Linked DNA regions of Homo sapiens: regions 1, 3, 4 and 5 are each linked to region 2. Evidence: chromatin contacts called from ENCODE Hi-C or POLR2A ChIA-PET data. All regions are on one chromosome and are shown on one strand. The core of a region is the stretch at or near the end of the contact, and the rest is flanking DNA. Distances in the headings are between cores, read along the strand shown. Region 1 holds the start of MACF1 (microtubule actin crosslinking factor 1). Region 2 holds the start of RRAGC (Ras related GTP binding C). Region 3 overlaps MACF1 (microtubule actin crosslinking factor 1). Region 4 has its middle 84 kb from the start of LINC01685. Region 5 holds the start of LINC01685 (long intergenic non-protein coding RNA 1685).

What was found. A loop is a pair of places that touch in the nucleus more often than their neighbours do. ChIA-PET counts read pairs that join two places held with the same protein, here RNA polymerase II (POLR2A). Pooled maps may share reads with other maps.
Region 1: a map of endothelial cell of umbilical vein shows a loop between it and region 2 (4-fold over the local background). The contact joins the promoter of MACF1 here to the promoter of RRAGC in region 2. A Hi-C loop is called at or near these places in 1 of 168 maps with a recorded cell type or tissue (endothelial cell of umbilical vein), 5 of 37 single-sample maps with no recorded cell type and 13 of 50 pooled maps. POLR2A ChIA-PET finds 5 or more read pairs at or near these places in 4 of 52 experiments (K562, activated CD4-positive, alpha-beta T cell, activated T-cell and 1 more).
Region 3: a map with no recorded cell type shows a loop between it and region 2 (4-fold over the local background). The contact joins the enhancer-like site here to the promoter of RRAGC in region 2. A Hi-C loop is called at or near these places in 6 of 37 single-sample maps with no recorded cell type and 6 of 50 pooled maps. POLR2A ChIA-PET finds 5 or more read pairs at or near these places in 1 of 52 experiments (HEK293T).
Region 4: a pooled map shows a loop between it and region 2 (7-fold over the local background). The contact joins the enhancer-like site here to the promoter of RRAGC in region 2. A Hi-C loop is called at or near these places in 8 of 50 pooled maps. POLR2A ChIA-PET finds 5 or more read pairs at or near these places in 3 of 52 experiments (GM10248, H1 and activated CD4-positive, alpha-beta T cell).
Region 5: a loop to region 2 is called in a map of B cell, with 8 times the contacts of the local background. The contact joins the promoter of LINC01685 here to the promoter of RRAGC in region 2. A Hi-C loop is called at or near these places in 1 of 168 maps with a recorded cell type or tissue (B cell), 1 of 37 single-sample maps with no recorded cell type and 3 of 50 pooled maps. POLR2A ChIA-PET finds 5 or more read pairs at or near these places in 1 of 52 experiments (OCI-LY7).

The regions. Positions count from the first base shown.
Region 1 is chr1:39,203,355-39,206,054 of GRCh38, forward strand. It overlaps MACF1 (microtubule actin crosslinking factor 1), which reads left to right and starts at 1,341. Exons shown (of 101, transcript NM_001394062.1): 1 at 1,341-1,777. The coding sequence starts at 1,669. RefSeq lists an enhancer at 1,527-1,706.
Region 2 is chr1:38,858,330-38,861,029 of GRCh38, forward strand. It overlaps RRAGC (Ras related GTP binding C), which reads right to left and starts at 1,443. Exons shown (of 7, transcript NM_022157.4): 1 at 1,081-1,443. The coding sequence starts at 1,317. It overlaps RRAGC-DT (RRAGC divergent transcript), which reads left to right and starts at 1,564. Exons shown (of 2, transcript NR_186075.1): 1 at 1,564-1,910. RefSeq lists a silencer at 973-1,732 and an enhancer at 1,368-1,662.
Region 3 is chr1:39,271,156-39,273,855 of GRCh38, forward strand. All of the region lies in intron 6 of MACF1 (microtubule actin crosslinking factor 1), which reads left to right. Among named protein-coding and RNA genes, the nearest start is that of MACF1, 68 kb to the left of the region's middle. Within about 2 kb of position 1,261, at least 6 of the 41 ENCODE cell types and tissues checked have a DNase peak (open chromatin) inside an H3K27ac peak, as active enhancers do.
Region 4 is chr1:38,558,148-38,560,932 of GRCh38, forward strand. No RefSeq gene overlaps it. Among named protein-coding and RNA genes, the nearest start is that of LINC01685, 84 kb to the left of the region's middle. RefSeq lists enhancers at 908-997, 1,299-1,914. Within about 2 kb of position 1,429, at least 8 of the 41 ENCODE cell types and tissues checked have a DNase peak (open chromatin) inside an H3K27ac peak, as active enhancers do.
Region 5 is chr1:38,473,795-38,476,494 of GRCh38, forward strand. It overlaps LINC01685 (long intergenic non-protein coding RNA 1685), which reads left to right and starts at 1,402. Exons shown (of 3, transcript NR_146761.1): 1 at 1,402-2,030; 2 at 2,399-2,461; 3 at 2,593-2,690. The region is part of intron 2 of LOC105378657 (a long non-coding RNA gene); the gene reads right to left. RefSeq lists enhancers at 751-810, 841-950, 1,231-1,410.

The sequences.
Region 1 (2,700 bases), core at 91-2,590, 340 kb after region 2:
ATCTCATCTGGCTAAATTTTAAAATTTTTTTGTAGAAATGGGGTCCCACTGTGTTACTCAGTCTGGTCCTGAACTCCTGGGCTCAAGTGATCCTCCTGCCTCAGCCTCCTGAAGTGCAGGGATTACAAGCATGAGCCACTGCATCTGGCCTGATTTAGTGAGTTTGGACAAATGTATACAGTCATGGAACCACCACCACAATCAACAAAAGGAACATTTCCATCCTCTTACAGTTATTTTGTGATCCTTTTAGTCAATTTCCTTCCCTCATTCTCAGCCTCTTCCATTTCTAGTTGTATAGTTTTGCTTTTCTAGAAAGTTATATAAATGGAATCATATGGTATGTAGCCTTTTGTGTTTGGCTTTTTTTATGTAGCATAATAGTTTTGAGAATCATCTGTGTCGTCGTATGTATCAGTAGTTTTATTCTATTTTATTGCAGAATAGGTAGTCCATTATATGGATGCACAATTTGTTTATACATTTACCAGTTGATGGACATTTGGGTTGTTTCCAGTTTTTTATATTATGAATAATGCTGCTGCAAACATTCATATACAGGTCTTTGTGTGGATATACGTTTCTCTTTTTCTTGGATAGATACCTAGGAGTGAGATTGCTGGGTCCTCTGGTCTAAGGCCGGGCACAGTGGCACATGCCTGTAATCCCAGCACCTTTGGAGGCAGAGGCGGGAGGATTGCTTGAGGTCAGGAGTTCGAGACCAGCTTGGCCAACATGGTGAAACCCCATCTCTACTAAAAATATAAAAATTAGCTGGGTGCGGTGGCATCCACCTGTAATCCCAGCTACTCAGGAGGCTGAGGCAGGAGAATTGCTTCAACCCTAGAGGCGGAGGTTGCAGTGAACTGATATCGTGCCTTCCAAAGTGCTGGGATTACAGCCATGAACCACTGCGCCCAGCCAGACGGATTTTTTTAACCCTTGAGAAGTACCCCCTAAATGAGCAGTTTGCTCTCCTCGCTGATCTTCATCACACCTAGATGTCAGGTCTGCTTCATGGGAGCTTGCTCTGTATGTATCCTCCCTGGACTGATGTTCAGGCTCCTTGCTTCTCCTCCCGGGTTGTGGGTATGGAGGGTTTGCCCTCTGACAACTCCAGGGTACTTGTGGTGCTCATACATCCTCATGTACTTTGCTTTCTCCCCGCAAGAGGTTCCCTAATGCTTCTGTGACTTTTTTCTTCTGGCTACATCCTGAAGTCTGGCCTTGCAGGCAGGCTGGGAATGGAAAGTTAAGAGTGTGACGTCCTCTGACACCCTCCCTTCTTGTAGAAGGGTCTGAGGTTTGTTTATTTAAGCTGAGCAGAGGATGCCAAAGATAGAGGTTTGAGTCAGCTTGACACTGGCTTAGGCGCTCCTTTTCACTCTCCTTGTTCCTTCTTCCCTTTCCCCTCCCCCGCTGGCCAGTTGTTTCCTGGGCTTTGTCTGAGATACACTGTACAGTTTTAGTCCCAGTCTACTAGCGCCTGCTGAAAAACAGTCAGAAGTGAGATGGAGGAGAAGCTGCCAGGAAGTTTCTGACAACACTAAGCTCCGGCCTCTGCCTCTGCTGATAGTACAGGACAACAGTAACCTCAGGAGAAAGGCATCCAGAGGCCTGCGCTGAGCTTGTGGCTAACTCAAGGGAGGAGAAAGGACGGGCCTGGAAATGCCCCTCTTAGATTCATCTTATTTACCACCAACCATCTTTATTTTGACTCACGTTCTTGGAGTTGCTGGTGTTCTATACTGGAAGAGGCATGCCAGAGGTAGAGCAGGTAACTAACTGGTACCCAGTTATTCTTTAAATCTACTGTGGGGCTTTTGAGGGTGGGGTGAATGATGGAGGTCTTCCCAGTTGCTTTCCTTAAAGGGCCAGTACGTCCTTCAGCTGGGGTGCTGTCAGACTTAAGAGTGTGTGTGTGTGAGTATAATGAAGAAGCTGGTCTGCCCTGGGGCCACTTTGGGATGGGGGTGGTGCTCTTTTCTGTTCTGTGAGTCTGTCTGGAGAGTGCTGGTTAGATGAGGTGATGACTGGGCTCAAAACTGAAGGGAAGTGGCTGCTGTGCTGACTTAGTCTTTCCTCAGAGAACTGAGCTCTTTCTTTCTCAATCTCAGAGTGGTTTCTTGGAACCTTGTTTTTAACTGAAAACATACAGTAACTCTTTTACCCTCCTCCAGGTATAGATTTGGGTTGGAGAAGTTTCTGTTAACTTGGTGTGTTTTGGGGTGAGAAAAGGCAGAGGAGGAAGGGTCAGTCAGTGGAAGGGGTCGTGCGATGTCCTTGCCGAGGGGCATCCTGGAACACTGGGTGTCTGTGTTCTCTTTGATATCATTGATACTGTTCCTACACAGTTTGGCTATGTGTATCCAAATCATCTTGTTCAATGCAAGGAAGTTAATCCCTCTCTTCCCTAGGGAATCAGGCTTTGATAATTAAAAAAAAAATTTTTTTTTGTAATGGCACCAGAACCCTCATTCTTCCCATATTGCTATTAGTTATATTCTGTTGACTTCTAAACACTCAGAGCAGGGATCAGCCCTGAGTTTGGCTGATTCTGAGTCTCCATGGTTGAGGATTCATATGGTCTAACTTTTACTGGAGTGTATACCCTTGGGTCTCATTGCCTTCAGTACTCTCATTGTGATGGGCTCACTACCTTCAAACTTAGGTATGTAGACACTTTTTATAGTGTATCTT
Region 2 (2,700 bases), core at 193-2,692:
TTTTATTACCAGCTCACTCCGCGTATAATGGGTTTGGCTGATGGAGGAAGTCAACCTTGCCTCTATTTAACCCTCACTAAACAGTGTAGGCCAGCGTGGTGACTCACACCTGTAATCCCAGCACTTTGGGAGGCCAAGGCGGATGATCACTTGAGGTCAGCAGTTCGAGATGACCCTGGCCAACATGGTGAAACCCCGTCTCTACTAAAAATACAATAATTAGCCGGGCGTGGTGGCGCGCGCCTGTAATCCCAGCTATTCGGGAGGCTGAGGCGGGAGAATTACTTGAACCAGGGAGGTGGAGGTTGCAGTGAGCCGAGATTGCACCACTGCATTCTCCAGCCTGGGCGACAGAGCGAGAGACTCCGTCTCAAAAACATAAACAAACAAACGTGTACAGCCCTCCATTTGTTCATGAAGGCCCAAAAGTGAAAACAAACAGACTAGGTCTGCAAAATATTCTCAAAGTCTCAGATTTTTAAAAACACACCCCTACAGGGGGAACAGCACCAGTAATTACATTCACCAGGCCACAACTACTGAAATGGGTGCAATCTCACTACCCAATTCCCAGTAATGCTACAGCGAAGTCTCCTTCACATCAGTAGCGAGAATTACAACGCCCAGTGTCTTAGTCACAACTCTTCCTGACGCTGCTCCCTGGGGCTCTGCTGGGAATCCCGAAACACTCAGGTCACCTGAAGTGAGAACAAATCAAAACGGGCCAGGGGAGGGAGTCCACGAAGTTCTCCAAGTGAGAACTGGAGAGTACGTCTCAGTTTCGTAAATGACACAGGAGCTGGGTCCCAGGGGGCGGAGGTCTTGGGCGGTGCCACCGGGCACCTGCCTCCCGGCAACCAGTTTCGCCTTCAGCGCTCCACTTGGCTTCAGCTGACTTGGGCGTGGACACAGAGGTCGGGGTCCCCGCGCGGGCCGCGCCTGTGCGCTCGCAAGAGTGGAAGAGAAAGTGCGGAGGGACGGAGCGCAGGCGGGCCCCGGCCGCCGCCCTCCCGGGCGTCCCCGCTACCGGCCACCTGAGAACCGGGGAGGGGGCGGGGGACTGGGCGCAGCCCTGCTCACCTTCTGGATGGAGGACTTGCCGCTGCGCCGGAGTCCCATGAGCAGAATCCTCGGCTTGGAGCTGTCAGCGCCCCCCGGACCACAGCCACCGCCTGCCCCTGCCCCAACCCCTCCGCCCGCCGCCGCCGCCTCCTCTTCCTCCTCCTCCACGCCGTAGCCGAAGTCCTTTGGAAACGAATCGGCCGCGCCGTAACTGCCGGCGAGGGGCGTCTCCTCCGCCCCGTACTGCAGGGACATGGTGCTGGAGCCGCCGCCGCCCGCGCCCTGACAGGCCAGGCCAGGCCGAGCCAGGCCGCCGCCTCCCCAGTCCGCCTCCGCCGCCGCCGCCACCACCGCCACCGCCCCCGGCAGCCGCCACAGTCCGGCCCGCCCCCCGGAGCCCGGCTCTCATAGGCCCCGAGCCGAAGCCCAGCCGCTTATTGGCCGCCCGAGCTGCTACTCGAGAGCAGCAGGGTAGGTGGTGCCCCGTCACGTGCCGGAATCACCTGACTCAGAGCCGCGGAGGGGGGAGGAGGAGTCACGAGGAGGGCGGCCCGGCCGCGCCTCTAGCCCCGGCTCGGGCCCTCAGCCCTCCGCCCCGGCCCGCATACAACGCTGTCTGCACCGCTCCCCTGCCTTCTTCCGGGCTCCCAGAGCACCGCTATGGAGATGCTCTCCCGGCATTTGAGGAAGAATTGATTGTCCTCATCCTGCAACTGTACTTGCCCAACCGATATTTATTGATGCCTGCAGTGTCCTGGGTGCCTACCAAGGGGCACAGAACTGGATCCGACGCAGACCCTGCCTGCCTTCAGGTTGCTTGAAGATGAACAGAGAGATCGGACCTCTGCGTAAGTAACCTCGCTACGAAATATTATGTGGGAAGGTCACGGATAAATAATGCTCGGGAGTTGAATGAGAAAGCGTCTGAGCAGATCTAGGTGGATGGATAGATTGGGATGTGCAAAGGTATGGGGGAGCCAGCCACACTGAGGGCAAACCTCAACCAAGGCAGAGTCATGGGTCACCGTGATAGTTTGTTCTAGCAGGTAGCTGGACCCTGATGGGAAAGCAGATGCAGCCAAGCTAGAACATCTTATCTTCTTTCTTCAGTAAGTCGCCGATAGTGGATACTGCTGCCACTTCAAACCCAACGGGACTCAATTTGCCCTCCTTCCCGCCTTGTCAAAGTCTACTCTAGGAATTCCATCCCCCATAGAACACTGCCTCTTCTATGACCTCGTTCAGATTAGAGACCAAAGTATTGAATAATGAAAGCAAACAAAAGCAAATGCTTGTCACCAAATATGTCCGAGAAATCTAGAGGAATTTTTATTTTTGATAATCAGGCTCTAGAACTGGAAGTTTGAGAAGAGGATCCTCTTAAAGCACAGCCCTATACACTTTTTAAAGTACAGGAGTGGGGGTGCTCCCAGCCCTCCAAGGAGACTGACTTCTTGATTATGAAGGAAAAATTCGCACATGCGGGCAGGTCTGGGACTTTGGTTTTGTCTGAACCCAGAAGTTAGAGGTAGGATACACCCTTAGAGGTCATCTAGCCCAACCTCTCACCTAAAACGAACCAACTCTATAGTGTCTAATAGACATGCAGAATGCACTTAAATAGTTCGAAGGTAAAAG
Region 3 (2,700 bases), core at 11-2,510, 410 kb after region 2:
CTGAGACTGGGTAATTTACAAAGTAAAGAGGTTTAATTGGTATACAGTTCTGCAGGCTGTACAGAAAGCATGATGCTGGCATCTGCTCAGCTTCTGAAGAGGCCTGAGGAAACTTACAATCTTGGTGGAAGGCAGAGGAGCAGTAGGCATGTCACTTGGCTACAGCAGGAACGAGAGGTTGTGGGTGGGATGTGCCACACACTTTTAAATGACCGAATCTCATGAAAACCCACCTACCCTCACGAGAACAGCACCAAGGGGATGGTGCTAAACCATTCATGAGAAATCCACTTTCATGATTCATGATCCAGTCGTCTCCCACCAGGTCCCACTTCCAGTATTAGGGATTACAATTCAACATGAGATTTGGTAGGGACACAGATTGAAACCATATCAACAAGTATTTGGGTTTCATCAGATAAAAAAGAATGTCAAAGTCAACTTTTATCTTGTAAAAGTTGGAACAGATAGAGTAGTTGGGGGTAAAACCAGCTGTGGAACTGATTGTTGTACAACTGGCATTAAAATTGAAATTGTGTAGTCATCATAACATTATAGGACACATGCTTGTAACTGAGTGTGAGATTTTCAGAAATTTGGCATATAAAGTTTTAGGAACTCCTAGTAAAATCAATCCTAGATAATAGACCATAGATAGCAATGGCACCTTTGTATGGGCTGGATCTCCACACTGGCAAGGGAATGTTCTGCATGAGTCTGTGAGGAGTCTTAAAGAAAAGATTGTTAGGAGAAACCTTTGGACCATGATCTGTAGTGTGACCATATTGGCAACAGTATGATTCCTTTGCTGTTCAGTATGATTCAAATTGGTGTGTGGCATTTTCTGGGTAGCCAACCTCTGCATCTATTCCTTCTACCTTTTCACTGCAGACACAGTCATACTACTTATGTATAGCCAAGGCTGAAAAACTAAGTGACCGAGTCTCAGCTCAGACACCTGGCATATTTCCAGGTTTTGTGTCCATCATGTGATACAGGGACCACAGACTCACCATCCTATATGACAGATAAGAAGTAACTTATCAAGATAAGTGTGACATTCCTTCAGAATGAAAGTCCTTAAGGCCAAGAGGCTGCAACTCTCACTGGTCCCTGAAGGAACTGTCTTCAGGGAGCTGCTCCCCTCCCTAACAGGCTGTTCACAGGCTTGAGGACAGTAGCAGCCAGAGAAACAGAGAGGGCAACGCATACTGAAACCGATAGGCAGGGCAAGAGCATCTCTGCTAAAGTGGGAAAGCTGGGAGGGCAAGGGTCAGAAGAGCAGCTGCTGCTGTTCACACACCAACTCCTGTCTAAACAGGAGACAGCTGGCAGTCCAATTGAGTTGTTTTTTGCTTGCTTTTTTGGTGGTGGTTTTGTTTTTAATATGTCAGAGTAGTAACTATCCTCAGAAAATAATTTGAGTTCCAGCCAGACTGTCTCCTCTGTTGATTAGTCCAGGGCTTGTTGATGAGAGTGAGACCAGGCTATGGATAGACATAAACTTCACCATGGGTTTTGTTGCTTTTTAGGATGGAGAGAAATGGGAACTGATTGTGCTTCTTGCTAGTGTAGGGTTTAGATAGTAGAATATACATGATCTGCTTTTCTATTCACCTAGTACAGTTAATACTTCTTTTGTCAAGAAATAGTTAACACAGAAGCAAGATGACAAGGGTCAGCTGACAAATATGTTTTCAGAATGACAAGTAGACTAGGATTTGGAGCTGGATGGGAACAGGCTAATAGCAATCGCTCTTTGATGTCAGACAAAGGCCTTCTTCTCTGGCCCATTTCTTCTCTCAGGACTCCCTATTCCCAGCTGCTTTCAATATCCATACTACTAATACCTGGCTTATTTCAACAAGGAACATTTTTGAAAATCCCTTCCTCCTCCCCATCTTGACTTCTGCTGCCAAGCTCCTGCCCACCTTGTTAGCGAATCCCATTTAATGAAGCATTTACCTCTATACCAATTTTTTTTTTTTTTTTTTTTTTTGACACGGAGTCTGGCTCTGTCACCGAGGCTGCAGTGCAGTGGTGCGATCTCGGCTCACTGCAGCCTCTGCCTCCCGGGTTCCAGCTATTCGCCTGCCTCAGCCTCCCGAGTAACTGGGATTACAGGCGCCCGCCCCCACCACGCCCAGCTATATACCAGTGTTCTTGCCACAACCCTTCGAGTCTCTACAATTTTAGGTGAATAGTCAGATAACACTGGGGCCTAGAAATGATAAGAAAGAGGTTGGTTGGTGTATTATCTTCTGGGCTCAGCCTTTTCAGTTTACAAGTATCCCTCTCCCAGTTTTCCTTTTTAATTATAGGGAGAGTTGTTTTACTAATACTGGCTTTGTACTGAAAGAAGAAAGCAAAATTAACCAGATGACACTATTGGGGGAATGCAGAAGGTAAAGTTATAGTTTAGAACTTTAAGAAAGGATTTTGTTTCTTTTTCTTTTTTTTTGAGACGGAGTCTTGCTCTGTCACCCAGGCTGGAATGCGGTGGCCCTACCTCAGCTCACTGAACCTCTGCCTCCCGGGTTCACGCCATTCTCCTGCCTCAGAGTAGCTGGGACTACAGGCGCCTGCCACCATGCCCGGCTAATTTTTTGTATTTTTAATAGAGACAGGGTTTCACCGTGTTAGCCAGGATGGTCTCGATCTCCTGACCTCGTAATCCGCCCGCCTCGGCTTCCCAAAGTG
Region 4 (2,785 bases), core at 179-2,678, 300 kb before region 2:
GGCGCCCTGGTCAGACCCGCTTCTTCCACGCTGCCCTGACGGCCACCCACCCCCAGTCATTGTCTGATCCCACTCCCAGGAGCCCAGCGGAGCCCTGCCCTCCCCCTCATTAAATCAGTGGCCATGCTCCTAGAGATGCGACAGAGGCAGCTGCCTGGCTTCCCAGACCCTTGTGGGCCCAAGGGGTTGATTAGCATATTGTTGTAAGGAAAGAAGCCTGGAGTAATCCTTTTTCCTATTGATGGTAAATAACATTACCTGAAGGTTCCTCCACCCCTCCAGCCGGCCAAAAGCAGCCAGAGAAAGCTCTGATTCTCCTCTCCTGTTCTCTCCCTCGTCCCCAACTCCCCTCCTCCTCCCCCTCTCCCTCTCACCTCCTTTCCCCCCCTCCATTACTCTTCTCCCCAGCCCCCTTCTATCTTCACCTTAGCTCCCTCCTCTTTTAAAAAATGCAAACACAGGAGCCACCAGGAAGCAGCTCATCGTCTCCTCTGAAGAGGCCAGGCTTCTGCCTCCCTTACAGCTGGGGGCGCCTTCGCAGGACCAGTGCTTTGCTCTGCCTGGAAAGCCATGGGAATGACAAATCTTTGGACAAATTACTGATTTCTCATCTAATTTACATCCAATTAGTGTGAGTGAAATGAATCATGTGGTCAGCCCCTCAGGGGAAACATTGAGATAACAAATACCCAGGGCTTCTTTCCTGGGGAACTGACGGGCCCTGGGGGAAGTCCATGATTTACCCCTCGGGTCAGAGGCCCCCTCCCTTCCCCCAGGCAGGTTACCCAGCCCATAGATCAACCCCGCCCCCTCCCAGCCGCCTGGACAGGCCCCAGTGAGTTCAGGCCGGTAAAAAGGATGGGCTGGGAGAGGACCAGGTCTCACGTTGCGCCCCGACTGTGGAGATCCACTTCAGATCTGAGTGCAGCCATGAGGTTTTGGAGCAAGTGCCAAGTCCTGGGCTGGCGGCCCTCATGCCTTGAATCTCCGCCACCCCCATAAGGACGTGGAGAGGTAGGCAGTCCCAGGCTGGTGATCCTAACTGGTGTTTTGCTGCTATTCACCGCATCTCAGGCCCCCGTTTTCAATGCTTAGCGCCGTGGCTCTTAACCCTCACGACAACGACAACATACTCTAGAAGGCAGGCACTACTAGGGCCTCTGCTTTACAGGGAGGGGAACTGAGACTGAGACAGGAGTTAGCCAGGAAGCTGCGGGGCTGAGAGTTTTGGACACCGGCAGTGTGATCCCAGAGTCCAGGCACTTAACCATCAGGGCTCCTTCTGCTACGTGCATTTTGCAGAGGAGGAAACTGAGTCTCAGAGTGGTGCAGGGGAAGTCACTGGCCAAGGTCACGGAGCGCTTTTTGGCAGATCAGGAAGGTCAAGTCCGGTACGATTCTTCCGCTTGCAGCTTCGTGTTGCTCGGTGCGCAGGGCAACGTCAGAGCACCTCTGACTCCAGGGAGGTGGAAGCGGCTTCCGGGGTGAATGCGGTTGGATCGTGCGAGGCCGCCACCACTGCCAAGAAAAGAAACACACCACCGCACACCTTGCCATCCCTGGGTCACCACTTCCTTCTTCGTGTATGAAGAGCAGCAGACGGAACTCAGCAATGTTTTTCTAACACAAGAAGGATGACTTTCCGAAATCGTTTGAAGTGGGAAGACTGGGGCGAGCGGGCGGGGCGGGGCGGGGGGCGAGCGGGAGGGGCGGGGCGGGGGCACGGGCTTCTTGTCTGAACAGTGCAGTGGCTGCATGTTTGGGGTGAGCTTGATCTTCCTGTGTAAACTTGTTTCTAGTCTGCTATTTAAAACCTGGCATATGGATGGGATCTCAGCTTCCAGTACTGGCAGTTCTTAACATTCACAGCGACTAAATAAAAAGGGAATTTTAAAAACCAAATGCAGTTTTACCCCATAATGAGGCAAAGAGAGAAGTACTAAGAAGTTAACAACTCCCGAACTCAGGCTCAGCCAACCCTGTAAATGTGGGGGCCTCTGCAATGCAGCGTGGGGTTCAGAGGAAAGGAAACGACATTTTCTGAGTACCTAAGGTAGGCCTTAGCTTTTTGTGCTGGGGGCTTAGCCCCAGGGTTAGGATTAGGGTTAAGGGGATGGCCTTCGTAGTCAGCCACCAGGTTTTGAAGCCCAGCTCTGTCACTCACTACCTGAGTGACCTTGGAAAAGTTACTTTACCTCTCTGAGCTTCCTCAGCCCTAAAACAGGCCTAAAAGCAGGACCTAACTCACAAGGATGCCATCAAGATTATGTGAGCTAATGTTTGTAAAGTGTGTAGCTTGATACTCCGCACATACTAAGTGTGGAAAAAAAAACCCGGTATTATTACCTGCACATCTGCTGGGGCCGTGAGGATTATTTTCCCCATTTTCGGCTATTGAGGCTGCAGAGGATGCTATATGTGCATGGAAGGGGGTGCATCTCTTTCGAGGGCTGAAGACAACCTGTAATCCCGGGAATGGTAAACAGAGTAAGAAGAGAGGCCTGAGATGGTTAGGGAGTGAAAACACTGAGAACAGGTTCTGGAAAGAAGGAAGGGGCTATAGCGGGCATGTGACTTAGGTCACCATGGGCAGGAGCAGAGTCACAAGGCTCCTGGGGCAGCAATCAGGTAGATTCCTCTCTGGGACCCCAGTAACAACAAAAATTATTACGTGCTTACTATGTGTCTGGCACTGTTCCAACTACTTTACAAGTTTCATTTGTTTGTTTTCACTTAAGCCTCAGAATGGTTTATCGAAGTGGTTATTATTATTTTTGAATAGGAA
Region 5 (2,700 bases), core at 152-2,651, 380 kb before region 2:
TAATGGATACAGTTTCAGTTTTGCAAGATGAAAGGAGTTCTAAGGTAGTGGTGACGTTTGCACGACATTGTGAACATAATACCACTAAACTGTATATTTAAAATGGTTAAGATGATAAATTTTGTTGTGTGTATTTTATCCCAATCTAAAAAAGTATCAGTTCCTTCTCTATTAATTTCTATGATGAAACCTCTCAGAGCCCGGAATGGCCCCTTGCATCTAGCATGCATCAATAAATGCGTAAGCGGACGGATGACCAGATCCAGAGTTGGAAGTTACCTTTGGTGAAACCCTCTACCCAGCCTGAATCCTTCCAGGTTGTAGGACACTCACTACCTCTCAAAGCATGTCATTTCTTCTTCATTAGAAAATTCTTCTTCATGCCACCTTTAAGCTGAAATATGACTTCCCTGTAATATTTCCCCTTCCTCGGTGATCATAGCTCTGCCTTCCAGGCCCAGAAAGAACAGGTCAAATTTCTACCTCATCTGACCACCTTCATGCAATAAAAGACAGAGCTCTGTGCACTTGGAGAGTTAAAGCCTCACCCCAAATGCATCTTCCCGGCAGAGAGACAGTCCTTTTGCAGTTAAATCACACTGAAAATCCTCAAGAGGAATATCTGTTTCTGGTTCATTCCAGAGATGCACTAAATGGCAAGAACATGGAGGCAACACATGGACCCGATGGAGTCTCCTTGTGGGAGGGGACTCCCATCTTTGAAGAACAAGAACTATTTATCTAGGAATAGAGAAATCTCTGAGTGAGACACCACCTGTCTTGAAGATGATTCTATGGCAGAGGAAGCCTTGTTTTGGGTCTAAGTCCATAGTATATACGTTACAGCAAAGCAGATTTCAACTCAATTATTTAAAAAAGACTGTAGAACTGCAAGTGCATAAAAACTCATAGAATAGTAGTAACTGTAGGAATCATTACTATTAGGCCCCAGCTTGAACTTCATTGCCCCTTTGAATTCAGGAAATAAATAAGCACATGTACACATACGCACACCCCATATGTCACACCAGGCATTGTGGCGCCATCCATGACTGACACTAAACATTCTAGAAGTATTTCTGTTTTCATGCAGATACACACAGCACAGCTAGTTTCAAAATTAAACCACAATGAAAACTGTCACTACTGACAAGGAACTATGCAAAGACCTTCGGTCTCAGGCCCTTGCTCACTCAGGAGTACCTTGAGACCTGTTTCTTCCTGTTCAGCTGCAGTCACGGTTCTAACCTGGTTCTTCTCACGGCTGGTATCCTCTGACCTTTTATGTCTTGGCAATGACTTCCATGCATTTTGGCAGTGACTGCCTGAATCTCTGATTCAACCCTGATCGCAGCCTCTCGGGCTTTCTCGCTCCTTTAATTCTTTCCGCGGATGGCCACGGCTTTTGCCGCCTGTACCCTTCCTGGAGCAACCCGTGCTTTTGAAAAATGACCATGCCGAAGGGGAACTAACACTCCCAGCCTGGTGCGGGTCTTGTCAATCTGATTTTTAAATGATGGAGGAGGAGGTTTGAGGACAAAGCTCATGGTGGCATTACCACTATCAGGGACGCTGCAAAGATCAAGTGAAAAGGGGAAAAGGCTCTTCTCAATGTGAGCACATTCACAGGCTCTGAGAACAGAGAGGTATTTAAAGTGAACTGGAACAAACCTGCAACATCCGGTGCGTTCTGCCTTCAAAAATAGCTGCCAGTTAGAAAGGGTTATTTACATATTGATTTCATGCTAACTTTGTAATGGAATGTGCTGCCTGCCTGCCTGCCTGAGACCTAACAACTGTCATCATAATTTTTTCTAAAAATACAGTCAGAGAAAAACACTCATTGAACCCTCCACTGGAAAGTAGCTGCAAAAGACCCCCTGATCCCAAACCTGCTTGACAGACCACAGCCAAGGGCAGGGACACTCAACAACTGTAAACGAGGAACATTTCACAGCGGCAGCTGGCCCCTCTCTTCTTCCAACCAGCCAATATTTTTTGTCTTTCTAGAAAACCTGTCTTGTTCAAAGGTAAGAGTGCTGGGGAGTGGGGGGATGCCTCCCTGGAGCAGAGCAGCCTTTGTAGAAACTCCAGCTGGCCTCTCTTCAGAAATAATGGATGGAAAAGGGGCCCGAGTGGCCCACCAGCACCAGCGCTCCACCCTGGGCGCATTTCTGCCACGGTTTCTCCTGGCATCTCTCTACCAAGGATCCCCACTTCTCGCCCCTCCTAATAGCCAGCTTCTAGTGATTCTCACTTGGACTTTTTCCGAACCCATCCCCAACTCACCCCACCCCCACCCCCAGGTTTGTCTCTGTGGATCCCACAGAGCTGAGCCCAGGCAGTTCTGTCGTCGTTCCCCAGTGCAATATTAGCAATTTAAATGCCTCTTTGCCAGGCCTGATGGAGCTGATTCGGTTGTGATCCTGGGCATATGGATGGCATATTTGCTGCGAGCTAGGTGAGACGCGTCCCAGAAGGACCGCTGCCAGCCCCCGCAGCCGCCTTCTCCTGCTCCCGGGAGGCTGGGGCTGGCCGCGGAGCAGCGAAACCGGCCGGATCCAGGGTAACTGCGGCCCACTTTGTTTTCAGCCGGCCCCCGCTGCTGCGGACAAATCTTTCATTCATGAACAGGAGCTTGTTAGGCCAACTCCGGACTCTAAAGCCACTTAATTAAATTGTGGAAAGTCGCTTGGTCCC